Linked DNA regions of Homo sapiens: region 1 is linked to region 2. The links are chromatin loops, found by intact Hi-C in ENCODE. Cell type or tissue: endothelial cell of umbilical vein. All regions are shown on one strand. Each heading gives the region's core, and the rest is flanking DNA. Links, peaks and the distances in the headings are about the cores only. Region 1 overlaps FMN1 (formin 1). Region 2 overlaps FMN1 (formin 1).

Region 1 (15,707 bases), core at 4,491-12,490, 62 kb after region 2:
CTAAAATTTGAGAGCCATTTTAGAGCTATCTGCTAACAAATAGAAATTTCAAATCGCATGATTGACCTTTGTTTCCTGTATATTAGAGAAAATTCTCCTGGTTGTTAAATATCAACAATTTTCTTGTCCAAATTGCAAAAGATTTTCAGTGGTCAATCTCTGTGAATCAAAACTGAATTTAAAATGGAGTTTTGTCTAGGAAAGACAACAGTCTAGGCCTTATCAAACCATTGCAGGTTCATATTCTAGCTTTTAGCATTTTCTTAAACAGTGGAATAACAATGAAATCAAATAAGGCACACTGGTTTTGTTTGTTTGTTTGTTTTTTGAGACGGAGTCTCATTCTGTCGCCCAGGCTGGATTGCAGTGGCGCAGTCTGGGCTCACTGCAAGCTCTGCCTCCCAGGTTCACGCCATTCTCCTGCCTCAGCTTCCTGAGTGGCTGGGCCTGCAGGTGCCTACCACCACGCCTGAATAATTTTTTTTTGTTTGTTTGTTTTTGTTTTTTTGTTTTTGTTTTTAGTAGAGATGGGGTTTCAGCATGTTAGCCAGGATGGTCTCGATCTCCTGACCTCGTGATGCACCCGCCTCGGCCTCCCAAAGTGCTAGGATTACAGGCGTGAGCCACTGTGCCCGGCCAAATAAGGCACATTCTTGAAGCGACTTTATCTTTGTCTAAGCTGCTGAGTGCCAAAGCCAGGCCATCCTCTGGGAGTCTGTGTACTTTGGTTCTTCTGAAGAGGTTCACTTGCTTTCTTAGTTTCCAAAACACATAAGAAAAAAAAGGCTGAAATTTAGTATTTTTTTTAGTGTTTCTCCCCCTTTCAGGGAGAGTAAGCAAGCAGTACCTCACAAATCCCCAGGGAGAGAGGCAAGGAGGGCAATGGTTAGCTTCAGTTTAGAGTTGGGAAAATCGAGGCCCACAGGAGGATGATGTGTTTTTCTCAGGCTGTGCAACAACCACCAAATCACTCTTGACATTCTCTGAAACTGCACCAGGATTTGCAATATGTTGATCTCACAATCTAGACTCCAGGTGATGCCAGAGGTGTCAGGTGTTCCATGAAGCACAATAACTGGACTTCACTATATTTTGCTGGAAAATCAGAAGATAAGTTGTCCCTCTAAATACTAGAAATGAAAGACTTTCCCTTCCCCATGAATGCTCAAATAAATATGTATCTGTATAGAAGGTAAGCATAAGAAAGAGAAAAAATAATCACATGCCCTCCCTGGGGTAATGCATGTTATGTGTGATACAGAGGAGGACACCTGTGTCTAAAGTAGAAAAGGGTGGGGTAGAACGACTATTTTGTCTCTTAAATGCCTGTGTTATTGAGCATGAGCAACAGAAAGATAAAGCAGACAGAGCATTTCACAGAAAATCAGGGGACCTGAATTCCAGGCCCAACCCTACCAGGGAATAATGCCACACAGTCTTTCCAGGTCTCTGTTTTGTCACCTATAAAATGATAATTTGGGCAAGTCATCCTGTAAATTCCTTCCCATTCTAAAGTCCTGTGACTTTGTAGGAAATGAATGGCCTGTTCCTATAGGTTATATAACTCTCTACTTATGTATTCCCATGCTATAGTCAAAATAATTTTCATTTGAGTGAAATAAAGTTACATGCTATAGAGTGTACATTTGGTTTTACCAGTGTTTGGACTGCCATGGAAATAAGGGTTATGTCTGGGGCAAGAGTGGACATTGCCACATTCTTCCCTTCCCGGTTTTTCTCAACATTATGTATGTTTGGAATTATAATAGAGTCCCTTAAGAGATTACTGCAGTTATTGCCTTTCTCCACTTACACATTTCCAGTCTTTTAATAACTGGGAGCCAAAATTCCCTGACCAGTAGTTTTAATTTGCATTAAAAACAGATTTATTCTTTACAGAAGCACAAAGAATTTATGGGACTCAGAGCTGCAGCTCCAGCTTGGATCTCGCCTAATCGTACCCATGGAATCAATTAACAGTTCATCTGTGAAATGTGATAAAATCTTATGAGATACATATTGCCCAATAACCGAGAATGAGATGAAAGTATGCTCCATAATAGTAACGGAGCTTCAGGGTTTTACAATCGCCATTGAATAGAGTTCCATTAGAAAATCAGTATTCAGGATGGCCACACACAAAAAAAAAACCACTGTGTCTGAACAGATGATAGAGCATTGAGTAATAAACCTGGCCAGCCATTCCTGCTTTGATTAGTTTCCAACACCCTAGAAAAGGGGGTCATTTATTTAAGTGTTCTTGCTCATGGCAAATGAGCTTGTGAGGCTTGGGGTAGGTGGGGGTGAGGGGGAAAGATTGAGTTCAAAGCTGTAAATTGCTGCAAAGCTAGTGCCTCCAAGAAGGGCTGCTTGGGAGGCCCAGGTAGTCTGGTGTGCAGTGAGCCTTGCTGGGATAGGTCTTACTGATATCTGGGAATCCACTCTGGAAAATTGGGATTCTTTACTGACCAGACTGGAGATCATTTTTCCAAGATCAGAAATGGTTTTTCATCCAAAACTTGCTATGCCTACAACTGTATCTGTTTTTGTACATCAGTGGTTTGTATTCTTGTATCATATTAAGCTTTAAAAGGTAGCCCTCCTGAAGATCATATCATCTACATCTCTTATTTTACCCTTGAGAAAATTGAGAGTCAAAGATGCTGAGTGATTGACCCAAGATTACAAAGCCAGTATATGCCCGAAAAAGGATAGAATGGATTTTCTTGCTTTTTTGTGAAACATTTGACAGATTAATTATTCCCAATGAGCTATCGAACTGACCGCTGCTAATGCTGCAGTCAGTGTGTCATCCACCTTGCATGTAATCACTAAACATAAAATGAAGAGCAGGGAAGAGACGGGGATTTGAGATGAAGAACAAACTCGAGACGTTTTACCTACACACCCCCAGAAATTATACATGCTGATTTTATACAGATAAGATGTGCCCAGGAGCATCCCAATCAAGTTCCATTTTTTGGCAAATCAGTTTGAGCAAATAGATTTTCTGAGGTTTACAATAAACTTCAGTAACTATGAGCCCCCAGCTTCTGTGTTACAAAATAAACACAAGAGAAACTGCCCCCAGCATCCCCCCTCTAATGGATTTTAGTGTTGGCAATTTCTCACCTCTACCTCATTCCATTTTCCCCCCTACCTGTTGCAGTTTTGAAACAACAGTACGATATTTTGGGATGAAGCCAAAGTCTGGTGAGAAGGAGATCACACCCAGCTACGTGTTTATGGTGTGGTATGAGTTCTGCAGTGACTTCAAGACAATTTGGAAACGGGAGAGTAAAAACATATCTAAAGAAAGGTAAGGTTCAAAAAAAGATTTTAATGCCTCCTTCAGGAGCCTAGGAAACTGCACTCTTAAACCTATCAAAGTGTGTCTATTTCACACCTGTCGATGTTTTCTTTCGGATGAAGTGGTCATAGGGGAAGGACTTTTTGCCTCAGGGATCGTAGGGAAATTCGGGGAAAGCTTGCTGTCCACACAGGCAGATATGCTCACATGATCTGATAAGTTACACTTTCTTAACCCCTTCCAATTACTAGCTAGTAAATGAAAGGAGGGTTGTGCTAATTTGCAACAGATTGCTTCTCTGTGTATTTTCATGTTGGCCCAGGCTAAATGAGGCAGCCTTGCTGTCGCAGACAGTATAGACAAATAAAAGTGAATGCTTTTCCCATTAATATACTGAACTTGCATCAAAGGAAAATCTCTGTGACTCAGGCCACACTTCACACAGCGTGGAAGCCCCGCATTGGATTTACAGCGCCACTTCTGACTCCCTGTATCCTGCTGCGGACATCAAACTGCGTGCCGCTCAGCCTCGTTGCAGCCCCCGATTTTATTAGCTGGGGGTAGAAGAAAAACCTCAACTCTGAATATAGACGGGGTGTGTGTGTGTGTGTGTGTGTGTGTGTGTGTGTGTGTGCGTTTTCCTTAGAGAGATTGAATTTGCCCCTATTTATCAGAAAAAAGCATTTCTGCCTGATCATTTTTGTGATTGGGTTGCCACTGTTATGGAAGGGGTGTCATGGATTTAAATTTCAAACAGGTCTTACTACTACTCCTGTGGAACAGATGTATAAGAATGGCATTCAAAACAGAGTGGAAGGAGACAAAAAATTCCTCAGCGTAAGGAAAATGATATATTTCATTATAGCATCTACCTTTTACTAACCTGTGAGGCCTGACATTCCATAATTCAGTATTTTTATTCTTCACTTTGTAATCAAAGAAAAGATATATACATAATATATTTCTAGACACATCACAACCTACCCTAATATATTTCACCTTAAAACACTAGTAAGAGGAGCAAAATTGTGAGATTTTTGACCTAGTATTAGTCTCTAAGTATTTTCTCAGGGAGCTAAAAAAAGAGAAAGGCCTTCTTTCTTTCCAAGGAAGTTAAAGATGTGTTTATCAACACATCTTCCCATCAGTACTTCTTTGGGAACATGGGAATTAAACTGAATATATCCATTATATAGATAAAACTGAAGCAGAGAAAAGTACCATTGTTGAGAAAATAGGTCGTTGATAATAACATGAAAAAAAATCCTAAAAATCTTGGCACCCAACCCATAGTTCTTGCCCTGCCATCACTTATTTAGCCCTTTAAAGTAAGCTAAAATAAGTTTCTGTGGAATCAATTCTCATACGAAAATACTATTCTTAAAACAGCATAGGAGCTGGCCAGTCTGCCCTCCAGGTCCATACACCTTGAGGCTGGGACATCCCACAGTGGGCCTGGAATGTACAGCTTTTGCTTAAGAATTTTTACACCTCAGATTTTGAGCACAGTCCTTAGTATATTTGTCCTTGGGGCCCTAAAAATGGTCTAAAACAAACAAAAGACCAACAGAGAAGGCAATTAATTGCTTTATATGTTAATGATCTTCTGTTGAAATAACTGTATTCCACATTAAAGAGTGTTCTGTATCATAGAAGTTAGATCAAAGAAATTGTGAGTCTGTCATAGAGGTGGTATCCAGAAGTCCTTCAAAATGACAGTATCTCTGATTCCCAGCCACGGGCGTTTGTGGCATTGCTTCCTGGGTGCAGCTGTTGAATTGCCTGCTTCACACTCTGTAAACCAACCCCTTTACAGGGTCATGACCTCACAAGACCCTTTTTGGTTCTTCTCATTTCGCAGTTTCAGGGGACCCTTCATTCCAGCCATGCTCTGTGAGGATGGATCACCAAGGTTTCTACCCTAAAACAACATCTCTGAAAGTTGATGATGGCTAATAAGATATTTCTGGAGGCAGCAGCATGGTTAGGAAAATCTGTGTGTTAAGAAATATTAGCACATTATGTATATTACTCCTCAACCATTTAAACAAACTGCTTGATATCCAGGGTTTTCTTAAAATCCTAAAGTGAGAACTTTGTTAAAGTGTTCTCTGTCTGCTAAAGATTTTAGCTTCTTTCCTGTTAGAATCACACATTCATTATGGTAAAATAAGCAAATTAACTGGAATTTTTCTATTAAATGAGGAACACTATAATTGCTTTGTTTTGACATCTATTTAATGATATTTGATATTATAGTTTCAATTATACTTTCCCCAGAAACCGAATATATCCCAACAACACTAAACATCAGGAGACAACATAACATCATTAACAAGGGCATCCTAAAAAATAAAATTCATAACCAAAATAAAAACCTGATGATGTGTAATTATAAAGAAAAAAACTAGTTTGGGATCTCATCAGAAAAATTCAACTCACTTAATTTTTAAATATATTGGAAGGCCAACTAAGTGCTCAAAATCATTGGAAAAATTAAGAATCAGTACTAGCATTTTCAAAGGGACAGGTTTCATGGAAAACACTGTTTTGTTTAAATTCTACTTCCAAATGAAATGGAAGTGTTGAAAACTACTTAGGCCACTGGAGGTTAATTTTAGGTGGTGGTGAATATTTACTTTTCCTGCTTAGGTAGTTTTCATGAGTACACATTAGTTTGATACAAAATTGAGATGAATGCATCTTCATAACAAGATAACAGCTTCCCCTCATAAAATCCAGAATAATCTGTAACATACAAATGACCACATAAAAATGTCCTAAGTTCTTGTGCCTTGTGAGTGAACAATAATCTTATTAAACTGGTGTCAGGGCACAACTCTGTGGTTCGGCAGAAGGAACAATATTTCACTGGGGAATATGGTTTACCTGGAGATTAACTATATCTTTGGAAGAGTAATCTACTGTGTCGTGGTATATTAATGGCTTTCAATTTTCCTTGGCATTCAAGCCAATCTTAAGCAAAAGAGCAAACTTCTGAGCCCAGGCACAAATCCAAAAGCGCCACTTTCTAGACGTGCAGTCTGTGACCCACTCAGTCATCGTGCTGCCCCTGGTATCAGGACTCATCTTTCAGTGAAGCATCCCAGTCCCTTCTCTTATCCCTTCTGAATATGTGCAGTGCTGAGCAGTGTAAAAAAAGACCTGGAGACAGAGAGCTGAAAACAGGCATTTTTACCCTTCACCCTGCCACCCCCCCACCCCCATTAATTGGCTATGTGATCTTGGGCCAGTCACTTATTCACTGGGAACCCGATTGTCACATCTGTAAAATGTATGTATCAGGATGAAGCAGGAATTAAATGGTGACTATGAGCTCTTCTAGCTCAAAATCTCTATGAATCTAGAAACTGCGGTTCTAATTTTCTGAGGAGCTGTGTGTTTCCCTTCTGCCATAGTGCCCCTCACCTTTGCTCTTGAGCTATAGGTACTATATTGGAAGATATTTCAAGCAAGGACTTGCAGGTGAGTTGGGAGAGAGATTAGGTGCCAGAAAGAATTTTCATTGCCCTCTTGAAATCGGTAAACATCTATAGCTACCTTGCCTCACCTGAACCCCCAGTTCTTCTCATAAAATACTAATGTTGGCCTTTGTTTTGTTTTCTTTTGAGTCATTCAGGCTAGAGTGCCATGACGCAATCATAGCTTACTGCAGCCTTGACCTCCTGGGCTCAAGCAATCCTCCTGCCTTAGCCTACTGAGTAGCTGGGACTACAGGTGTGCATCACCATACCTAGCTAATTTTATTTTTTTATTTTTGTAGAGACGGTGTCTCACTATGTTGCCCAGGCTGGTCTCAAACTCCTGGGCTCAAACAATCCTCCTGCCTTGGCCTCCCAAAGTGCTGGGATTACAGGCATGAGCCACCACGCCTGATCCTAATGTTGTTCTTGAAGATCACGTTTTTTTATGGAGCATGTACACAAAACGTTTTTTTCTCTGCTCATCTGTATCCAACATTGCATTTACGATGTATCATAATCCAAGGTTTATTTTATCCTCAGAAGCAACTTTGCCTCACTTTTACCTTTTAATGCACTTTTGTATTTGTACCTCATGATATCCAAACATTCAATGAATTTTTGGTACACATGTTTCTTCCACCTGTTAAATCAATAGATTATCCAAGTATATGCATAACTGCAAGTAGGTAACCTAATTTTTGCTGATACCTTTATTGGCTATTCTTTACTCTTTTTTATTTTTTATTTTTTATTTTTTTTGGCTGCTGAATTATTCTGGGTGATAGGACCCTTACTTACAAAACATTCCACCATTTAGGATATCCTAAGACTGCCCCCACATATGCCCGCGCATGCACACGAAGCACTGCCTCCCACAAAATGAGCTTTGAATTTGCAAAAGGTACAGAAGGCCTACGGGAGTCATGACTCCAGGAATAAAGTCTGGGCATATAATTCACCCTGAGCCAAAGCAAACTTTAAAAGTGCCATTTAAAAACCCCATAATGGGTAAGTAATGAGTGAATTAGAAGTTTGGTGAATTTTATGTGAAATGAAAATAAGAAATTTCACTACACACATAGCTATAATTTACACCATAGGGGAATGGATAGTTATCTTGTTTTTTTCTTTTGGGGGCGAGGGGGCTGTTTTTTTTATTACCCAGCCACCTACCAATAGGGTTTTTGTTTTAAGTCTATTACTTGCTGCTGTTATGGGTGATTATGGAACTGCTGTACCCTTTACAGAAGATAGTTCAAAGCTGTTGTGAGGCTATCCTGAAAGCTGTTCTCAGAGCTCCCTACTGCTCAGGTCACTTTAGGACCAAGAGCTGGGGACTTAGAGATGCTGTCACTCAATCCACAAGCCACTGACTGCAGTGTAGACACTACAGGAATTCTTTTCTTTACATGATAAACTTACTCCTAGAAAAAGCTCCATAAATAAAATTGTTATTTATTGAATTCTGCTTTCCTACTGACATACATACATGATAATTTCAGTAACTTGTAACATGTTAACTTTCTTTTCCTTGCCCTGTGTTATGTAGTTAAATGACTTGTATTCATTTAACCACTAAAGAGCTGCTTATTTTTAAAAATCCCTTAATAATACAATCACCCCCTAATTAATTGTCAAAACTTTGAATTTTCCTAAATCACATTTGAAAATGGTTCTGTGCAAATACACAAACAGTAAATGCCCCAAGACCTAACTGATAAACAACATTGTCATAATCACAAAGAACAGCCGGGCGTAGTGGCTCATGCCTGTAATCCCAGCACTTTGGGAGGCGGAGGTGGGTGGATGACCTGAGGTCAGGCGTTCAAGATCAGCCTGGCCAACATGGTGAAACCTCATCTCTACTAAAAAATACAAAACTTGGCTGGGTGTGGTGGTGCACACCTGTAATCCCAGCTACTCGGGAGGCTGAGGCAGGAAAATTACTTAAGCCTGGGAGGCGAAGGTTGCAGTGAGCCGAGATCGCGCCACTGCACTCCAGCCTGGGCAACAGAGTGAGACTGTCTTTAAAAAAAAAAGAAAAGAAAAAAAGAAATCACAAATAATAAAAACTGCTTATTCCCCAAGCAATAAATTTAAAACTACATCTGCAAAATTAAAAATATGCCATGAATAAGGAGAGAGGATAAACTAAAAAACTGTAAGAATTATAGGATCATTGGTTTAAAAAACTATACACACCTCTTGGCCCTCTCTCTGAAAGCATCATTCCGTCTCCTTTTCCCTTCTAACTTCTTTTAAAAGAATGATTTACGTTCATTTCCTTATTTCCTTTTTCGTACCACACACTCCTTCCTGTCTCAGTAAGGATAACGTCTTGGCTGCCATAACAGAGGCCAAAATAACTGTTGCTTAAACAAAGGAAAAATCAATTTTCCTCATGTATAACAATCTGAATGCAAGGAGTTTGGATGTCAGGAACCCAGTTTTCTTCTCTTTTGTGGTTGCCGTCCTTAAGGTAAGGTCCTTATTCCCAACGTGTAAGGGGGCACACGTCAGGTCTACTGCTACCATTGCTGCTGAGTTCCTGCCAGTGGGAAGGGGACTGCACAACCTTTCCTTTTAATATTAAATAGCATGAGCTGGAAGGTGCACACATCACTTCCACTTTATCCCATTGGACAGAACTTAGTCTCATGGCCATACACAAGGGAGACCAGGAAATGTAGGCTTAGCTGGGAGCCATGTCCCTGCTAAAGACTCATGGTTTCCTTTACTAAAGGAAGCAGGAGAACTGCATATTGAGATTGTTACTAGACTGTGTCACATTTCCTAACTGAAATCAGATGACTCCTTCTAACTAATTCTTTGCCACTGCTAGTTTTTTTGGGTTTTTTTTGTTTGTTTGTTTTATTTTGTTTTGAGACAGAGTCTTGCTCTGTCGCCCAGGCTGGAGTGCAGTGGCGCGATTTCGGCTCACTACAAGCTCCACCTTCCGGGTTCATGCCATTCTCCTGCCTCAGCCTCCCAAGTAGCTGGGACTACAGGCGTCTGCCACCACGCCCGGCTAATTTTTTTTTTTTTTTTTTTTGGTAGAGACTGGGTTTCACTGTGTTAGCCAGGATGGTCTCAATCTCCTGACCTCGTGATCTGCCCGCCTCGGCCTCCCAAAGTGTGCCACTGCTAGTTTTTGACACCAATGGTAGTTTCCTCCATCTCGAAATGCCTCGTTGCTCTGATAATATATTGGGTCTCTCTGCGAAGGTGACTACTCCCCTTCTTCATCTCCCTCCTTAGTTCCTCTGTTTCTTCTGTTCCTTAAGTGTGGGCCTTCCCCAAGGTAAATCTCAGTGTTCCTCTTTTCTGCTCTATTCTCTGTTTTGTTAGTCCCAACTATTTTCACAGCTTCACCTATCACCTCATTGCCAAGGCCTCCCAAGTTTTAGACCTACATTTCCTACTGCACATTAAACTGTATACCCAGCCTTCATCTGCAATTCAATATGTCTCGGTTGGAAATTATTCCATCTCAACTAAGGCCTATTCCTCTTAGGCTCCCTAACTTTCAATTGCAACACTATCCTCCTCCTATTAGCAAAAGGCAGGCTGGAATGAGAATTATTTTTACTGCTACAAGATTTATTTTTCATCTATTTCTGACTCTTTATAGTTTTGCCCCCTTAATGGTGATTGTTCTTTACCCTGTATTTGAGGTGTCTCTGCTCTGATTCAGGACTCTATCATCTCTCACTTGGATTATTGAAACATCCTTCTAACTCTTCTCTCTGCCTAGAGGTTTTCTATTTCCTCTTGAAGTGTCCCTGAATATTGCATCCAATTATCTTTCCAAAACAGAATTTAGATCATAGTTATCTCTTTAAACATATTCTGTGGTTTTCCATTGCTCATGAAATAAAGGAAAGATAATTAGCCATGGATGGTACTTTAATTTATTAATGTATTAAGTTGTCACAACAGCCCTGAAGGAAAAAAAAAAAAGGTTTATTGCTATTTCACAGCTAAGCATGAGAGAGTAAATGAATTTTCAATGTCATAGTTTCATTAATAAACAGAATGAGGATAAGAACCTAGGTCTTTTTTTTTTTTTTTACACTAAAGCTTGAGTTCTTTCAAGAACTTCATATTCTCTCCCAAATTATAGCATGGCCCTCTGAGAACCTGCCCTAAACTCACTCTTTAGCCTCATTTCCTATAGCCTCATCCCTCCCTGCACCTACTATGACCACTCACTGTCTCACACCTGCACTTTCTTTCCTTGTGTTCTCACTGGATAATTTCTTCATACCGCATTCCCCCCATTATTTCCTGCTGATCAAAATAGAGTCGTCTTTCAAGGGCTGCCTCCAGAAACCAGGTTCTGTAGAAATGTTCTGAAATCTCCCTTAATAAAAGAATTAGCTTTTCCTGTGGGCTCTGACAGCATTTTCTTCTTACGATCCTTTAGTATTTAATTCATTCCAACTTGTTATTTTAGCAGTTTATGTGTATCTTTCCACTTCTAGGACACAAGCCTGTTCTTTGCTGTGTCTTGTATGGTGCATTCTCCAGCGCACAGCTGGATATTGAAAGAGCATTGAAGATCTTGGCTGGTGTAAGAGTTTGGAGGAAGAAATGATCCAAAGGAAATGTGGAAGCTACAGGGAGCTTTGAGAAGACACTTAGCCATAATCAGGACCACCCTAAGCAGATAGTTTTAGAGGAGATTCAGAAGCCAGTAGGGCAGTGTTAGAGATCAGCAGCTCCCAAACCTGGCAGATCTCCCAAGTCACCTGGAGGTCATTGTAAAAATGTAAACAGATCCACTGAATCAGAATACCAGAGTGTAGAGTCTAGAAATCTGTGGTTTTAGAAACTCCCCACAGAGATGGCAGAGCAAGAACACATTTTGTGTTTAGTTTCCTTAATAAATGCCTTGGCTTCACCATCCTCTTGTTTACATGTACCAGGTAGGCTTTGGAGATCAGAGATTGACACCTTCCTAGTGATCCTTCAGCCAAGTTTAGAAACTCCTGGGCTCAGGTGATCTTGCAGTTCTCTTCCAACCCTGACTTCCTGTGATTTTAAGTAGAAAATGAGCTGGGCATTGACAGCAGATGAATTTGGCTACATAGACATAAAGAGGCGGACCTGGGTGACTGAACATGCGTTTGGAGGAATCATGCAGTGTTATTCCTGGGATCAGCCTAACTGCCTTCTTTTCTGTGCTTCCTCCTTTGAGTGCTTGGTCTACTCCAGTCTCTTGTGTATTTGCACATTCCTATAATATAAATTTGCAGCACTTAATTTAAACACGTAGAATCGTGTCACTTAACTAGCGGGATACATTGTGAGAAACGCATTGTTAGGTGATTTCATCATTGTGCGAACATTATAGAGTGTACTTACACAAACCTAGATGGTGTAGCCTACTTCACACCTAGGCTGTATGGCATAACCTAGTGTTCTTAGGCTGCAAACCTGTACGGCAGGTTACTGTACTGAATATAATTGTAACACAATGGTATTTGTGTATCTAAACATATCTAAACACAGAAAAGGTACAGTAAAAATACAGTATAAAAGATAGAAAATGGTACACCTGTGTAGGGCGCTTAACCATGAATGGAGGTTGCAGGATTGGAAATTGCTCTGGGTGAGTCAGTGAGTCAGTGGTGGGTGAATCTGAAGGCCTAGAATATTACTGTACCCTTCTGTAGATGTTATAAACACTGTACATTTAGGCTACACTAAATTTATTTTTATAATAAAGTAGTTGTGCCACAACATTATGGTGGCTATGACTTCACTAGGCAATAGGAATTTTTGAGCTCCATTATAACCTTATGGGACCACCATCATATATGAGGTCTGTCTTTGACCGAAATGTCATTATGCAGTGTGTGACTCTACTTTAAAACTACTATAATATTTACATAATGGTATAATCTAAAAATATTATGTCTCAAGTGATATACAGACTATGAAACTATTCTGGAAAAATTTATTGATCACATACGGTGTCCTTCATGAAGCTTTCTCCAATCTGTGTGAGCTATCGTATCTCCAGAATTTTGGGGGTTTACTGTATCTTCAGTTTTGTCATTTAATGATTTGGTTTTTTATTCATTTGGTTATAGGCACTTTCTCTTTTAGATAAATCATAGGCCCCTAGAAGATAATTACAATGTCTTGTACCACTTTGTTTTCTCTGTAGCACCTTGTTTTTCCATATATATAGTAGATGCTGAGTTAGTATTTGTTGAACAAATAAATAATCATTGTGTTTCCTTTTGCCATGTTGAAATTGATTGCAAGATTTGCTGTCTGCTGCTGATAGATGAAAAATCTTGTTTATTTGGGTTTTGGTGGTAGAAGTCCCTAAATGTATCCCATATGGGTTGCTTTTGCCCAAGAATCTAAAATCTTAATAGCTTTGTTAAAGAGAATAGACATGTTCAGAACAAGAAAGATTAGTTAATGGAATAAAACAATCGCCAGCTCTGTTCTTGACTGTATTACTTTCAGTTTGTTTAGAAAAAAAGAAGGAAGTGGAGATCCTTTGGATTCATGGCTATGCCAAGCCTCAAACCTCTTTGGAGCTCAAATCAAAACCTTAGAGAGCATCTGTCCGCACTCCATTTCCCTAGCTTGGCAGAGAACAATGGAAACCTAAAGTATGTCTCCTTCATTCAGCCTAGAATATTTCTAAATTACTTATCTGTGGGACTCCTGACAGCTCCTGCCTTGGGCAGAGATGCAACAGGGGGCTGCCTGGGTAGAATGATTTGAGGGGCGCCAGAGAGACTCCTTACTCCAGACAATCTTCCCTGTTTCCTCACCCTTTTGTTCCAGTCACCCATGCAAACAGGCTCTCAGTGCTAGTTTTTGGTGAGACTCAGTAGGTGGTAGAGGTTTCAAAACCAAAAGGGGGAGCTTGCATCTGCTAGCACATGCATGTCTTCATTATCGGGATTGGAAATGTCTTCCAAAGACTAATGCATTTCAATTAAATTTGCAAATTTATGACACAGGGCTGATTTCAGTTTTCAAACTGTCTCCCAGACTACTCTCCCTAAATGAGGAAATGAATGCGATGCTGTTACCTTTCACTCTGCACCTAAATCGCCGGGTCGGCTCTGGGTGTTATGTCTACTAAGTGCAGAGTGATTGGCTTTAACTGATCATGCATTCCAGGGCAAGTCCAGGGCTCCCCAACTTCAACTCCCCTGTGTCCTGGGGGAGAAGCTCTGCAAACGGAAGAGGACTTTGTTCTGCAATTAATCACTTGAAGTCAAAGTATGTTTGGGTATACAAGTGATAGCTCACAAAAACTATGAAGTGGCTGATCTGTGTAGCTGGTGAAATGCATGCAGTCTCTAAGAGAAGTTTTTTACTTTTAAATAGGAAAATATCTTAGGAATAGAGTAGGGAAAATTGTCAGATTTAGATTTGACAAAGTACACAATTGGACAAAGTAGAAGTGATATGCTAATTTATCATGGAATAACTTTTTTTTTTTAAGAGACAAGGTCTCATTCTTTTGCCCAGGCTAGAATGCAGTGGTGTCATCATAGTAACCTCCAATTCCTGGGATCAAGTGATCCTCCTGCCTCAGCCTCCTGACTAGTTAGGACTACAGACACACATCATCATGCCCAACTCATTTTTTAAAAAGCATTTTTTAGTTGAGAGGGTCTTGCTGTGTTGCCCAGGCTGGCCTTGAACTCCTAGCCTCAAGCAGTCCTGCCTCAGCCTCCCAAAGCACTGGAATTACAGGTGTGAGCCACCATGCCCAACTGGAATAACTTTTAAAGGCTAAATTCTGGTGTGTTAGGAGCTAAGCCTAAGATTACTTTCTGCTGGTATTCTTACTTTCCTGCTGGTCTGTTTTATCATGGCTGCTAGTGAAACTGACCTGGGAGGCACAGGAGGTGGTCGGTGCCAGAGCGGTCAGGGCCGAAGGTCAGACTCTGAAGAGAAAATGAGCATGGAAGAGTGTGTCTGTCTAAGTATGTGGCCTTGTTGGCCTGCCTGGGATAAATGAACTTGGGGTTACCCATTCTTTCTTACTGTTTATGGCTCTTTTCTCTTAGTTTTATTTTTCTACCCTTTGGAAACATTCCACATAGCCTAGTCAATGATGTTTTCATCAGCTGCTGCAGCAAGGAAAAAATTTCCCTTTAAATTGAGAAATTAATGAGTTTGTTGTTGTTTTTTTCTTACAGTAGGGAGTGACTTTACTTATTTCATTGACTTTTATAGCAGTTAACCTCGTGCGATAGTTATGTCAGGAATTCAGAAATGCCTCGTGAGTGACTGTTGTCAAGATGGATAGAAATGAGAGTGGTCCTCACAGCCCTGGTCAGGTCTCTACGATCTCACTTATTTAGAATCAAAGTTGGACATTAGCCCGTTTTCGCCTGGAGAAACAATTTCGCTCTGGGAACTGGGGGCTGTACCTTGTATAGACTCGAGTAGTATCAAAAGACCTGAACAAACTATATAGAGTGGACAGAGCCTTACTTCTGATGTTCAGGCCACCAGGCAGTGGTTGGAGGGATGGCTGGACACAGCCATATCCCTCTGAAAGCATATTTAAAACAGCCCTTATGGCGTTAATACCATCTATGTTTCAGGTAAGCCTAATGAGAAAAAGATCAAAACGTTGCCCTCAATCTTCTCTATTCAAAATGCCATAAACCATGTGATATTGAGCTTTCTGAGGCAAGGAAGCCATTTCCCTGATGCCCCAAAGTCTATATGTTATTCCTTGTGCCTTGGCCTGATGTGACTTAGTTCAAAGCTGCAAGGAGATCATGGCAAAGGAGTGAATATTCACTCCTTTTTGTATTTCATCCTTGAAGCTCTATATACCCCTTTTCTGACTTTTTCTTCTGAAGGGAGACCATAAGAGTGTCATTATTTGCTCATAGAAGCTGTCCCTGATAATG
Region 2 (15,707 bases), core at 4,601-12,600:
TGCAGGCTTCTGTCATTTGTTTTTGGCTTAAATCAACTTGAAACCTCCCTTTGTGTGGCCTTTTCTATATGGCCTTATAAAAAAGTGTGTACAGTAGATAGCCACAAAATAGTACCTTCTCATTTGTGCCAAGCTTTAATAAGCAAATGAAAAAATATCTAATATTTTATTAATTGTAAGTATGATTTTCCCCTTTCATAGAAGTCCATGCATTGCTGCTAGCCAAAATAAAATATTACTGTTCTAACTTTAGTATTTTATTACATTGCATTTCATGTAATTCCTTAGTCAGTTTAAGGCCAATGCCATAAGAAGAAAATTGTGCAAGTTAAGCTAATATTGAGATTCTGAGTTCTGAATTTGTTTTTACATTTGTTTTGATAAAAGTGTGTTTGGGGGCAGGAAGCTAAAAGGACATTCACTTTTTCTAACCACGTCCTCCCACCCCACCACCAGGAAGTGCACTAGACGGTCCTGTTCTTACTAAAGGGATTAAAGTAGAAAAGATGAACATGGAAGGAAATAACTCGTAGGTTTGCCTGCAGTTCAAGTTACTAGAAACAATAATTACTGCGTGCCATACCCATTAAGAAATCTTAGTTGGTGACCCATTCACTATAATGTCTGAGGGCAGAGAATTTAGTCTGTTTCTTTTGCTGATGGAACCCCAATATCTGACACAATTTATGGCACGTAGTAGGTGCTCAGTAGACATGTGTTGAATTGATGTGTTTATTTATTTTATTTTATTTATTTATTTATTTTGAGATGGAGTCTCGCTCTGTCGCCCAGGCTGGAGTGCAGTGGCACAATCTCGGCTCACTGCAAGCTCCGCCTCCCGGGTTCACGCCATTCTCCTGCCTCAGCCTCCCGAGTTGGGACTACAGGTGCCCGCCACCACGCCCAGCTAATTTTTTGTATTTTTAGTAGAGATGGGGTTTCACCGTGTTAGGCAGGATGGTCTCCTGACCTCGTGATCCGCCCGCCTCGGCCTCCCAAAGTGCTGGGATTACAGGCGTGAGCCACCGCGCCTAGCCGAACTGATGTATTTATTGAATGGATTCCTGTATGATAAACTCCTTAACCAAGCATTCTAGGCTTTTGATCTCTGGCTTCACTTTATGTCTCTCATCTAAGCCCCATTGATATAATACAAGAATTTGCTTTAGTAAAAAAATTCCATATGTTGCTGCAGCCATTTTCTATGGCGGTCCTTTGAGCAGGGAGCTTGTGAACAGGACATGGATCTTGTAAAAGTGAGGAAGAGGCAGAACTGGCGCAGGACTGTGGAAGGGTGGGGTAAGACTTAGGTAACCAGACAGGGAAGAAGAGAGAACTCTGGAAAAGCAGATAGCCTGATAAACCTTTCCTTTCCTCTAAAACTGTATTCTGACTTAACTAAGCCCACAGGTCCTTCAGCTCATACAAAAAGAAACAAGTTTCATATCTTCATACCAATTGCCCACATACATTTGATTTACAAAGCAATTAAACGTATTTGATTTTGATGAATTATATCTGGGTCTTACTGCTACATTTTTCTAACCTGCCTAGGCTTTTTAAGTGGCTTAATAAGCTTTATTCCCTTGTTCTTAGGGGTGAAAAACAAAAAACAGATAATTCTGACCTTAACAGCCTAATATCTGAAATATTAAAATAGTCTAGGCCATATCTTTCCTTTCACTAAAATACTCCACCAGTGTTTAACCTGTAAGTGAAAATATTCTCCATGTAGTCTCAGTTATTTCACTATGTATTGGTTTTTAATATTTCATCTCTGTCTCACAGTGATCACTTAGTAGTAACTAACTTCGGAAATTAATATATTTTTAATTGCCAAAAAATTGTGTAAAGAGAAAAATAACAGAAAGAGAACCTGGGGTGACTTTGGCTTTTAACTGGAGCTCCTGGCACAGCCCACGCCTGAGGCAACCTTGGTGGTCTAGCAATATCGTATGCGAGTCTTCCGGTTGAACAGTGAAGGACATTTGTGGATCTGTCCATGACCTCTCTCCTTTATGCACTGCCAGTCTCCGGTGTCATCATTAATTAGCCTTCAGGTCTCCCATTTGTCTGCTAGAAAGCATCTCGGATAAGCCAAGTCAATAAATTGGAGCAGGCAAGCTGCCTGGCCTCCGGGGCGCGTGGCTCTGTGGGGACCGTCGGAGGGCAGCCCTCTCCTTTGATCATGTGGGGAAGTTTAATTCTTACAGGCCACGTGGGAATCCCAGCCCGTGGGGCTGCAGAGAGGGCCTTGGAGCACAGCAGTGGAGCTGCTCTCGTTTGTACTGGTTTCAGTTTCTAATTTCAAAACCGCGAAGCTCAGAGGCCTAGGGGAATTGTTTCCCATTTTGCTTCGTCTTTCCCCAAGACTTCGCCTGCATTCTTCAGTGAATTCTCACAATGGGTGGTGGAACTTCAGCACGGGAATGAAAATCATTATCCCTATGTTCTAAACAGGAGATTTGCACCGTGGCATATTTCCGTAAATACAGTGCCCAGCATCTGTAGCAAATAATCCCCAGCCATGACTCTCTTGCTGTTCTGACCTTGACATGTTTCCCAACCAATTTTAGTCAAACATAAAAATAACAAATAATATTTATGAGCCTGCTTGTGAGTGCCAGGCATTCTGCAAATCACTATGTATGTATTATCTTAAATATCATATCATGCCTGTGTTGCGGGAGGTCCCCATTTTGCAGATGAGAAAAACAAGCCACAGCCCACCTGAGTCCTAGTGGGTCTCAATCCAAGCACAAGCTCTTTACCACCCCCATGATATGGCCTCATAAAATTGGAGCAATTTGATGGGCACCGCATGGGCTCTGTCACCACATCTAGCACAAAGGGAGAGCTGCAGCGATCAACCCTGTGAATTCAGGCAAAAGAGAAAGTATTGCTTTTGTAATTGGGGAAACAAGCTCTGCCTTCAGCTTTGCTTTCACCAGGGAGAAGTAACCTTGAAGGAGTTATTGTCAGGCGTTCGATTATATCCTATTAGTAAATTGCAGGCATGTTTTATACTACGTTCATGAAAAACAATTCTATATAAATGAAATTGTTGGAATTTGAATATAGTAGAGGGTTAATTAAATAATTTAAGGAACTCCTCCCAATTTATATTGTGGGAAATCCTAGCTTTTCTTTAACTGTATTCTCAGAATCATAGCTGGAAATAATCAGGAAAGTTTATGTGGCCACAAATGTTCATTGAGAAATGCTGATTCCTTAAAACAGATGTCTTTCCTGCTTCCCTGCCTACCTTGAGAACTACCCAATCAGGATAATCATCTTTGTTACCTTTGTTACCTTGCTTATGACTCATGGGATGAGGTGGTGGACATTTCTGGGGGTCTTTAAAATACACTCAAACCTTAGATCATCTTGGGACACCTCACCATGTTTGAGGAGTACAGAGACACAGAGACGGTGACCCCTTGGTGCAGGGGAAGGGCAAGCAAGTCACATTGCATCTCTGGAAAGCCCACTTGGAGTCTGGGTCAACATTGCTAATATGTATGTATATATATTTTTTAGACAGGAGACAGGGTCTCACCCTGTGAGACTAGGCTGGAGTGCAGAGGTGTGGTCATGGCTTATTGCAGTGTCGACCTCCCTGGGTTCAGGTGATCCTCTCACCTCTGCCTTCTGAATACCTGGGACCACAGGTGCACACCCCCATGCCCAGCCAGTATTTGTATTTTTTGTAGAAACAGGGTTTCACCACTTTGGCCAAGCTTGTCTCAAATTCCTGGGCTCAAGTGATCCACCTGCCTTGGCCTCCCAAAGTGCTGGTATTAGAGGCACGAGCCACTGTGCCAAGCCAACATTGCTAATTTTATTTAAACTTTCCTACACGTGAGAATCTAGTTAAGATGAAGAAACCTTTTTTCTTCATCTACTTTTCCCTTTCTTCCTTTCTTTCTTTCCTTTCCCCTTCCTTCCTTCTTTCCTTCCTCCCTCCCTTCCTACCTCTTCCTCTCTCCTTTCTTTCCTTCCTTCCTTCCTTCCTCCCTTTTCTTTTTTCCTTTTCCTTCCTTCCTTCCTCTTTTTCTTTCTCTCTTTGTCTCTCTCTTCCTTCTTTCCTCCCTCCCTCCTGCCTTGCCTTGCCTTTGCCTTTGCCTTTCTTTCCTCCTTTCATTCTTTCATTCTTTCTTTCCTTTCTTGTCTGTCTGTCTCACTCTATCACCCAGGCCAGAGTACAATGGTATGACACTGCAGCCTCGAACTCCTGGGCAGAAAAAACCCTCCCAGATCAGCCTCCCATGTAGCTGGGTCTACAGGCATGCACCATCATGCCTGGATAACTTAAAAAATTTTTTTTGAGAGACAAGGTCTCACTGTGTTGCCAGACTGGTCTTGAACTCCTGGCCTCAAGTGATCCTCCCACCAAGGCCTCTCAAAGCACTGGGATTACAGGTGCGAACCACGACATTCAGCCAAGATAAGGAAATCTGATGCTTTCGCCAGATACATGGAGCTCTCTAGAGAAGTTTGGGGAGAAGTAAATGAATCCTGCATGATGACTTCTCAGGGATTAATGTATGGACTTTTACATAAATATTAAAGGTAAAACATAAACACTGTGCAGACGGTGATAGATATGTTTGAAAGATGCAAAAACATTGGATTGAAAAATGCTTTGTGGCAATGTTGGCATCTCAGAGAAGCTTTTTAGGATGAACAGGACTTTGTCAGATATTGTTGAAAGAATGTATGGCATGAGAGCAGAGCAGAGAACCACATGAATGAAGACATGGAACTGGGAATGCCGAATAATGTAACTGGAAAACATTGAACAGCTTTGGTTTGGTTAGTCAAATACATGTGGGAAATAGAGCTGAAATATGCCATAATGGAAAAGGCCTTAAATAATCCAAGTCCCCGAAGTTTGAATTTAGTTGAATTTGTGATGAGAACCCATTAATAGTTTTATCTTCTTTTGTACCTTTCCCCCTTTGTTTTCAGGGGACAAGATTGCCTTACAATTTATAGAGACTAGAGAAAACTTAAGCATCAAATTTAACTCTTGATCTCCTCTGTCTCTTAAAAAAACATAATCCAACAAGATACTTCCCCACTATTCTCTATCTCAGCAAATGGCACTTCCAGCAACCCATTGCCCACTCCTTTACCCTTCCATCTGCTTCAACCCTACCTTGACTGAATCAGCAAGACCTATTTGTTACACCTGCAAAATATATCCCAGCTCTATCTACTCTCTCGCTCCTTGGACACTACTCTAGCGCAAAGTGTCCTATTTTGAGAAAAGAATGGTAGTGGGAAGGATATACTTACCATTTGGCCACAGATCCATCTATTTCAAAAGAGGTGAAGGGTAATCTCATAATAGCAGAGAAGCTATAAAGTAGTTATTGTAGAGAGGACAAAAAGGCTTACAAAGAAAGGAAAAAAATGTGGAAAAAATGAATGTTTTAAATGATTATTTGACTGGATTTATAGAATTTGTTCTAGTTGTTTCAAGGTAAGATTTGTATTTTTTCAATAAGATAAGTCATTTAAAAAATTAGTCTTTGCCTCCCAACGGACAGGATTTCCTAGATAGCCTTGGAATGGTTGTCAGAATAGCTAATAGCAGATATTCTAGATAGCTCTATAAAAACTCTTTAAGAAACAATGTCAATAGATAGAGCTTGAATTTCGGTACCCCTGTCCTGTGACCTAGCATCCCTGTATCATGAGAAATCCCTAGATACCTCTGAAAATGTAGGTGATTCTGACCTTGACTCAGAAAATGACAAAGGGTTCCCTCAAATTGTACTTTCATTTTCAGCACCGTTTTGTAGTCCCCAGGGTTGTCTAGGATTTCTGCAATCTAGTTGGCAATATTGCAAATGAAAAGTGTCAGATAACTAATTTCAGAGAACATTTAAGTGGTGTCTTTTGCATTTTCTCTATTTCTGAACTGACATGTTTATTGCTTTGCCTGCAGTATACGTTCTGAGATGCTAGTTTTAAATATGCCAAATTATTGGATAGGAATTTCCCAATGTAAATAAAGATCTCCTTCCCAACCTCCTTCTTCCAAAATACCTTACCTGTGTGTTTATAAATTGCTCCAAGATCTGTAGTATATGTTTCTCTATTTTGTGAACCCCAGGTGGCATGATATCTTTATGGTGAAATCCAGTGCTTTATTAATAGGCTTTTGGACAAGAACATATCTAATTTCCAGCCATGGTCAACAGATGAAAGTGATCTTGACTCAGCTCTAGCTTTGTAGAAACGAAGCCTTTCTTTTCCCAGTGCATGCTGTAACTGGCACAAACACATAGGAACCTTGGGGAGATGCCTCTTGGCTGGGTTAACTGCCTTTTGTGATGGTGAACTATGATTTACTGTGGCTTCCCTGTAGACAAATCGTAACTATCCAATAAGGTAGGTCATTTTTAAAAAGTCAAGTCACCTCAGACCTGATTATCAAAAAGTACTCTATTACAAATTTTAGATAGTCTATCTGAAGTAAATTATGTAAAATTATTTCCCTTGTGTTAGTAGAGGATTAAAAGGAAGGGTAGGTGAACGGGAAGCATGAAGAACTGACAGGGTCCTCCCCGACCTGGTCTTAGTTCTCATGTTGGGATGCGTGTGTCACCCTGGCCAATCACTAGGTTGGTAGTTCTAGACAACTTGGGTGCCTGAGAATTTCTGCAATATATTTTTCAAGCTCTACTTTTGGAGTGTGAATCTGAGGAGGGCTGAGGCCCTTAATTTCGTGAGACTAATCCTCAAGTAGTTTTTGCCTCTCTTTATCTTTGGGAGAACACAAGCAGAATACTTTACCTATCCCAGGTCAGAGACTTTTCTGGATCTCTAGAAGAAAAATGGAAGGATTGTACATTGCCCTGTTCCTCAAGAGTGGTGTAGAATGAACTAATTATTTTTGTTGGTTTGTTTATTATTTCTGGGTTTTGTTCCCCCTGCCCCCCAATCCTGGAATTTGGACCAACAGTGGTTGACAAGGAGTGTGCACAATTGATAGCCAAGTGCATAGCACAGTACCTGGCCCATAGCAGGAGCTCAGCAAATCTGTGTTCCTAAGTCTAATTCTAAATTTCTCTTCACAGCAAGTGAGAAACAGATGGTGGTGGTGTGCAAGGAGTCCCCAAAGGAGTATCTCCAGCCTTTCAAGGACAAACTAGAGGAGTTCTTCCAAAAAGGTAGGAAGCTTTGTCAGCCGCACATACACGTGGCCCTGAAACATCCTTCATTCCATGAATCTTTCTCTGAGGCCCACGGCCCCTGGCATCCTGGCTGACCACAGGCAGCTCTGGTGATTTCATTAGCCCATCTTTCCATGGTGGTTACATACTCACGGTAGATAAAGTTGTCCTGTAGCTTTCATATCACCTTTCAAATCCAGTTTAATATTTTAAATTCTTGAATGTTACTCTGGCTTTTGTAAATTCTCTGAGGACAAACTTTTTTGTCTCTTCATGGGGCTCAAGGAATTCCTTAGCCCGTGTTTACTGACAAATGACATACATGTAAGGCAGATGTGGTCATGCATTTCACATTTGTGGTCAACCTGGACAGGTGGATGGTGATCACCCTCCTGGTTTTATGAGTGTAGCAACTTGGAAACTTGTGTTATATTTTCCATTCCTTTTCAGATAGGAAAATTAGGGCCAAGTGAATGTCACCCATCAATCACTTGCTACCTATCAGCCCTCTGGGGGTTAGTCAGTGAAAGTGATGTGCTGGTATGCATGAGACTCCACACTTTCTTTGAAATCTTAACAGATTTCCTTCCTTCACAGTTTTGGCATGAGTAGGGAACTTCTGTTTATCAGGGTTAGTGAACATGGAAGTATCATGTCTTTTAGATAATTCCTATTCTAATTTCTCAAATTTAACTTAAGATGTAAAACAAAAATAAGTGTGGGGTTGTTGCAGGCAGCTTTTTTCCCTGCTGGAAAGCTAGAGGAAACACACATAGGAGCCTTTGGGGGATATCTCAACATGCTTTTTCTATTACTGAGTAAGGCCACTTGTTACCACACCATCAACAAAAGACTGTTAAGCAGGGTGAATGCATAAAGTGTGGCCAAACCAGCTTGAGAATCAGCAGGGAAATTCTCAGTCTATGAGTCAGAGGAACTCCATTCCAGCTGCTGTTCCCTTGGTGCAGAGACCATTGCTCCCTTCTCCATGATGAAAGGTTGTCTGTATTGAAGTAGGAGAAGTCAGATTTCTCTCTCAGCCATTACAGAACCTCATATATGATGGAAGAAATGCTGTCAGACAAAGTACCATCTTGAGAGCAAAGATACCAATACTTGTGTGCTATGTGACTATAGGAGATGGATTTTATAAGTGACTTATCAAAAAATGCATTGCTGTATAATTATACTGTGTAAATATAACCTAAGTAGCCTGAAGAAAACCATGAACTACTTCCCTTTGCTGACCCCAGTTAATAGTATCTGCTTTTTACATATGCAGAATTAACTTGAAATGAGGCTCATTTGTACTTGGATTCCATCTTTATTTTTAATTGCTATTCTATTTCTAGAAAATTTTGCCATGTGCATGTCAGGGTACTATTTACCTGCATGCTGTAATGCTCTTAGAATCCTGCGTCTGCAAAGCAGCCAGCTTATATTGTGAATTTTATTCTTTTTGTTGAAAAGACATAAATATGAATAGATTTAAAACCTTGAGAATCTTCTTTGGTACCTTGGAAAAGCAATTTGCAAATCCCCATTTGGGATAATGTGTTAGCCTCTTCTCTACTAGGGCTCCCAAGACAATTCTGGTCTATTCAGAGAAAGGGAATTTATATGAGGGAAACTGGATCTTATGACAGGGAAGTAAAGGTATGGCCATAGGAAGCTGTTCTAAGAAAGTCCTAAAACAGTGGTTCTCAACTCTCTTGCATACTAGAATCACTTAGGAGATTTTTTAAAATCTTGATACCCGGGCCCAACTCTAGACCCATCATCAGCATCTCTCAGGGTGGGGCCAGGCATCAGATTTTCTTTCTTTTTTCTTTTTTTTTTTTTTTTTTTTTTTTTACTCTCCACGTAATTCCAGTGTGGAACCCAGATAGCCAGTACTCTCTAGCTTAGTTCACCTTTTAATGTGTATTCAAAGATTTATTCTGAGCCTGCTATAGGTTAGGCTCTATGTTAGAGACCAAGAGTACTAAGATTAATTGTATACTCCTACACTCTGTCCCAAGGAATATCTTAATGGGAAAAGATCTATAATTGAATACAACGAGCTCTTTTTTTTGTTTGTTTTTTGTTTTTTTTTTTGAGGTGGAGTTTTACCCTCATTGCCCAGGCTGGAGTGCAGTGGTGCGATCTCGGCTCACTGCAACCTCCACCTCCCGGGTTCAAGCAATTCTTCTGCCTCAGCCTCCCAGGTAGCTGGGATTACAGGCGCCCACCACCACACCCGGCCAATTTTTTGTATTTTTAGTAGACATGGGGTTTCACTATGTTGGCCAGGCTGGTCTCGAACTCCTGACCTCAGGCGATCCACCCGCCTCGGCCTCCCAAAGTGCTGGGATTACAGGCGTGAGCCACTGTGCCCGGCCAATCAGCTCCTGACTTACAGATGAGGTAAAAGTGACAATCAGCTCATCAGCTCCTACTTTACAGATGAGGTAAAAGTAACATTAGGAATAACATCAAATCATGCTTAAGACAAAACCAGCCAAAATATGACACAGATTGAATTTGAAGGAAACATTACCATTCTATTAAAAAAGTTAAGAATATAAAAATATATATACTATTGTAGGAATCTTAAACATTCCCAATACCGTATGGTAGAAAAGTCTACTGTTGAAATAGCTTGTTACAATTATTTCATTACTTAACTCATTTTGTCAAAACAGTCTAGAATTGTGCTGTTCGATGTGGCAAGCACTAGCCACATGTGGCTTTTGAGAAGCTGAAATGTGGCTAATCCAAACTGAGATGTCTTATGAGGGTAAAACACGGGGTTTTGAAAACTCAGCAGAAAAAACATGTCAAATATTTTATTGCTGATTTTTTTTACTGATTGCATGGTAAAGTGATAACATTTTAGATATGTTAAATAAATAAAACGATTAATATTCATTTATAGGTAAGTTAATAAATATGTTAATAACCTGACAAAATATATTAGCTAAATTATATTTCTTCTACTTCTTGAGTGTGGCTACTAGAAAATCTAAATTGTATTAGTGGTTCACATTCTATTTCTATCAGAAAGTGCTAGTCTAGAGGCATGTTCCGTAGGCTTTCCTCAGCTCATTCCTACACTCTCTTCTCATTGTCGCCCTGCCTTCTCAGCTTGAATCCTAAGTTACTGGAATGCAGAGTTTCACAAGCTAGCCCCCTGCCCACTCTGGGCCTGGCCCTTGTTTGGCTCTCAAGTGGGGCTACGTAACCAAAGGAGGTGACAGCATGCTACTTGGTCAGGCTGTTACCTCTACATTTCTGAAATGTATGGTTTAGGGTTTGTGGTTAAGAAATACATTATAGTTCACAGCAGTATGCTATGATGTAGGGGCTGGGTTTTTGCCAAATTGCAGTATATACAAATGGAGTATCTCCTCTCTACTGTGTAGAGTTCCAAATAGTACTTCATTTATTGCGTAGATATTTCACTGATTCGTAGAAAATGTAGGATTTTCCATTTGCCACAGATAGGCACTATTCACCATAGATAATCAAATTTCTATGACAATTGTCATACAGTTTATAGTATTTCATCTAATACGCTATTTATTGTAAGAAATACCATTATTACATGTACTACAAAAAAAGAAAAATTACTGCCATAAGCCACAACATGTAGACTCTTAAGATGTACCCCAATATCAGAGGCTCTAAAACGTGAAAATTCTATCAATTTTGGAGTTGGTGTAATGTGGTACTATAATTAGGCATATAGAATCAGAGAGGAAGAATGCCCAACACTTTTAGGTAAGACTTTCAGCAAAGAAGATATTTTTGTTTAGAGTTGAAAAAACAAAATAATAATGATGGCAATGATAATGTTAATATTTACTGAGTGCTTCTATCTGCTAAATACCATGGGGAACAAATCACCTTTTTACTTAGTCACCATGACAGTCCTTTGAAGTGAGTACTGTTACCGCCCTGCTATACAGATGAGGAAATTGAGGATTAGAAATTCTCAGCAGACAGGCTACAAAGGGCATTCCAGGCAGAGGAAAACACTGCAAGTCTCAGAAGGATGAAAGACATGATGTGTTTGGGAAATGGCAAGCAACTTGGTGTGGCTAGATCACAAGGCAAATGAGAAGAACACAAGACCAAAACGGTGATAAGAGTCACAATATGACTTGCTAAAGAATCTGAACTTTGTCTGACAGGCCGCAGATAATATTGAAAAATAATGTGTACAGGAGTGACATGATCATGTTGGATTTGTTTGCATTGTTTTGGTTTGTGCAATTATTTTGCAGGGGGTATATCTCTTTGCTTTTTGTTGTGGCTGAGAAATATGTTAGTTATAACTAACAGTAATATAAAAAAATATTGGACAAGTAACAGACTAATTAAGAACTTGAGCAAAAGCAATGGCAAAGCCGAGGTAGGAGGATCACTTGAGGCCAGGAGTTTGAAACCAGCCTGGGCAACAAAGTGAGACCCCATCTCTCCAAAAATTAGTTGAAAGTGGTGGCGCCTGTAGTCTCAGCTACTTGGGAGGCTGAGGTGGGAGGATTGCTTGAGCCCAAGAGTTCAAGGCTACAGTGAACTATCATTCTCCGTACTCCAGCCTTAGCAACAGAGCAAGACGCTGTCTCAAAAACAAACAAACAAAGCAATGGCAGTAAAAATAAGAAGGAAAAGACATAATTGTAAACAGTAAAGGGCTGTTTTAGGCATTACAGGACAGGTTAATAAATTGGATGTACAAAATGAAACAGAGGAGAATAGGGTAACTCCTTTTTCTTGCTTGGATAACTGGTTGGATACTGATAAGACTAGATTTGAGATGGAAGACAGTGAGGTCAACTTTAGACAGGTTAACTTTGTACATGTGAGACGCGCAGGTAGAGATGCTGGGCTCATGGGAGAGAGCTAGATGAGACAAAGGTTCAAGTCATAGGAATGAATGAGATAGCCCAAAGAAAAGAGTGTAGAATGAGGCGATACCTGAAGTATCAGAGTATCTGAGCACAGGATATCATATAACAAATGTAACTGAGAAAAGATACTTCTGTACTTCTACAGCACAGCTTATACAGAGTGTTTTGCAAGAAAGCTAATTCTCTATTAGGAGTCTTATCACTTATAAAGTTTTAAGCAATTGTGTTCTGTATGCCTGAGAAGTCACGTGCGTTGTGACTCAGGATTATTTTTATATCAGCTGCAATTCAGCTCTAACAATCATGATGATTTAATTTTTCTTCTGTAAATCATATCCTGTTGCCACACTCAGATGGAGATGATGCGTTTATCCTTATGTCTTTTTCATTCTTCCCTTCTCAGAATGTCCTTATATAGTGTTATTTGACAAAACTGTGGTACTTTTTCTTAATTTCATTTTCTGAGAAGAATTGAATGTAATTTTAATGGCACCACTTGGCGGGGTTGCAAACTCCATGATATCCATGCCTTTTTTCTTACGTGTCTTTTTTCTTTTCCACACTAGGCTCTTGTTGAAGCTGGTTTATAGCTCAGTTCAGAATAACCTTGTGCAGGCATTTTGTGAGCTCCTGCTTTCCCACCCTCAGATCAAACATGGTCATAATGATATGGCCTTCAAAACTGTGATGCTCACATTAAAAGTTCCCATAAACATGGCAGGGATCCTATAATTAAAAGAAGGCACAGAGCAACTGATTAGATCCCAGGTATAGATCTTGTAGGTGGTCTTTTCATGCTGTTAAATTGGTCATTTGTATTTATAGCTTTGGCAGGGAGGGCTGGAACCTAAACTAGCTCTAATCCCAGCACTCTCCCACACTTGGCCTTATCTCATTCTCCGTTAATTTCGCTTGGCATCCATGAATGGAGCCAAATTCTGAATGATTCTGCATGAACCATTCTAGCCCTAGTCTATGAAACTATTTTCTAAGTTCCTTTGACCAGCTGAGATTAGAGATACTGTTTTTTTTGTTTTGTTTTGTTTTGTCTTGTTTTTTGAGACAGAGTCTTGCTCTGTCACCCAGGCTGTAGTGCAGTGGCGCGATCTTGGCTCACTGCAAGCTCTGCCTCCCGGGTTCACGCCATTCTCCTGCCTCAGCCTCCAAGTAGCTGGGACTACAGGCACCTGCCACCACGCCTGGCTAGATTAGAGATATTCTTAATATCAAAAATTGTTTTAGTTTACCTATGTAACAAACCTTCACATGTACCCCCAAACCTAAAATAAAAGTTAAAAAAAAGAACTATTTTCTAGTAAAAAATAGATAAATTTACCAGGTTTAAAATAAACAAAAGCAGTAATTCTGATTTTCAACATTGAATGCAAAAGGAATTATATAAATAGATGGGTATTCCATGACAGCTGGGACTGTGTCTGTTTTGTCCTGTTCACTCACTTGTCCCAACATCATATAGGCTCAGCCTGTCCCATGATAGGTGTTAATAAGTGTTTGTTGAATTTATGAACAAACAGCTTGAATTGTGTAATGTACCTAGAGGCTATTTTTTCCTCCTCCTTGGGTTTTCTGTTTAAATCCTTTCAGAATTGCTGAATCATCCCAGAATCTGAAGAGGTACATTTTTGGTCGATAATACATTTCTGTGGTCAGACCTCCTGGATATAGAATCATCTTTCTATGTTGGGCATATGCACGTAATCTATTCTTAGTAAATACTTTGGTCAGATTAGATTGACAAAGGCCATACTTAAATCTCTAAGTTGCAAAATAAGAGCAGGTTATTACATAATCTCTTCACTTCAACCCCCAGAAATAAAGAAACAAAACTATCTGAATCACCATATTCAACCACTAAGGTTACAGAGATCAGGAAAGGTCAGTAATCTGAACAATGTAACCTGTGAGGGAAATAATTCTGACGTCCTTTACAAAGCTTGTGGAAAGAAGAAGTATGGCTAGAGAACATGAACTCTGCCTGAGCCAAAATGGGTTCTTGTGTACTCCACTGCTACTCAAGAAAATACCGACAGGCGTGGTTCCAAAGATCATTAAATGGCCAAGAATTAAGATAATCTCTTGTGACTTCCGGATCACTTAAGTAACAGAACAGTAATCCTTGGAAGATGAAGAAAGCTATTTGGCTAGGCGCAGTGGCTTAAGCCTGTAATCCCTGCACTTTGGGAGGCCAAGGCAGGCGGATCACCTGAGGTCAGGAGTTTGAGACCAGCCTGGCCAACATGGCGAAACCCCATCTCTACTAAAAATACAAAAATTAGCCGGACATGGTGGTGTGCGCCTGTAATCCCAGCTGCTCTGGAGGCTGAGACAGGAGAATCGCTTGAACCCAGGAAGCAAAGGTTGCAGTGAGCTGAGATCATACCACTGCACTGCAGCCTGGGCCACAGTGAGACTCCTCCAAAAAAAAAATAAAGAAAAGAAAGCTATTTTATCACAGGTCTATTAGGTAGGCTTTTATCTAAAAGGGCTAGAGGGGATTTTTTTTCCCAGAAATTCCTGCAAAGAGCGTATGTTTTCCCCCGAAGTCGGTTTCTAATGACTATCCAGTAATGGAGTTGTGAAATTATGGTATTTCCATACATTGGAATACTAAGCATCTTTTTTAAAAAAAAAGTCTGTATGTATTGACCTGGAGGATCCCTAATGTATATGTTTAAGTGGATAAAAGCAAGGGTCAGAAGAGTAGTTATGTTATTATTAGGTATATTATTTTATCATTCAGATAAAAATGAAGCAAAAAATGAATACTACCTAACAGTGAGAACAAATAAGAATTAACCTAAGACTGGCCGGGCGCGGTGGCTCACGCCTATAATCACAGCACTTTGGGAGGCCGAGGCGGGCAGATCACGAGGTCAGGAGACCGAGACCATCCTGGCTAACACGATGAAACCCCGTGTCTACTAAAAATACAAAAAAAAAAAAAATTAGCTGAGCGTGGTGACAAGCGCCTGTAGTCCCAGCTACTCAACAGGCTGAGGCAGGAGAATGGCATGAACCCGGGAGGCAGAGCTTGCAGTGAGCCGAGATTGCGCCACTGCACTCCAGCATGGGTGACAGAGTGAGACTCTGTCTCTGAAAAAAAAAAAAAAAAAAAAAACAAAAGAGAACTAACCCAAGACTGATATTCAGCTGGTCCTCACCATAACACCCATACAGGTTGCCTGTTCTGCTAGTTAGTACCTATGTTATTGTTAAATATTTAGACTATTACTCCTAAAACTAATCAAACAGGTTCATTGCTGCAGCAGGTAGAAAATAGGCAGATGAGGTTCATAGGCGTATGCAGATTTGTTATAAATTTGGGTGTTTTAACCAGTGAGTACCTCTTAAAATAGTAAACAAATTTTTTTTGAAAAACAATTTTCTATAGTACTTCGCACTTCACATTTTTCCCTAAGATTCTGCTTCCTATTCATTGCTTCTCCATCATTATACCAACTGGGGTCCCTTAGCCACCTGAACCTAGAATTGGAAACCAAATGGTCTTACTCACAGTCTCATTACTTTCATTGGGTGCTGAACTGGACAACTTAAAAGGAAATCTGAAGGTCCCTTATCAAGCAAGATCTATGAGCTAGTACCT

Evidence for each region. Peaks named below come from ENCODE experiments on the same cell type or tissue, not always from the same donor. Only the 100,000 strongest peaks of a DNase experiment are listed, where the experiment ranks them.
Region 1: it touches region 2 in a loop (3-fold over the local background); 2 of 110 quality-filtered maps call a loop at or near these places.

The regions. Positions count from the first base shown.
Region 1 is chr15:32,786,416-32,802,122 of GRCh38, reverse strand. It overlaps FMN1 (formin 1), which reads left to right. Exons shown (of 21, transcript NM_001277313.2): 19 at 3,170-3,319. All of the region lies in intron 1 of LOC107984089 (a long non-coding RNA gene), which reads right to left. Among named protein-coding and RNA genes, the nearest start is that of GREM1-AS1, 75 kb to the right of the region's middle. In endothelial cell of umbilical vein, for the core only: no CTCF peak of the experiment used is centred there; a DNase peak (open chromatin) is centred at 9,272; H3K27ac peaks cover 498 bases.
Region 2 is chr15:32,848,492-32,864,198 of GRCh38, reverse strand. FMN1 (formin 1) reads left to right here. Exons shown (of 21, transcript NM_001277313.2): 17 at 7,092-7,184. Among named protein-coding and RNA genes, the nearest start is that of GREM1-AS1, 140 kb to the right of the region's middle. RefSeq lists an enhancer at 6,521-7,419. In endothelial cell of umbilical vein, for the core only: no CTCF peak of the experiment used is centred there; DNase peaks (open chromatin) are centred at 8,078 and 12,358; H3K27ac peaks cover 3,229 bases.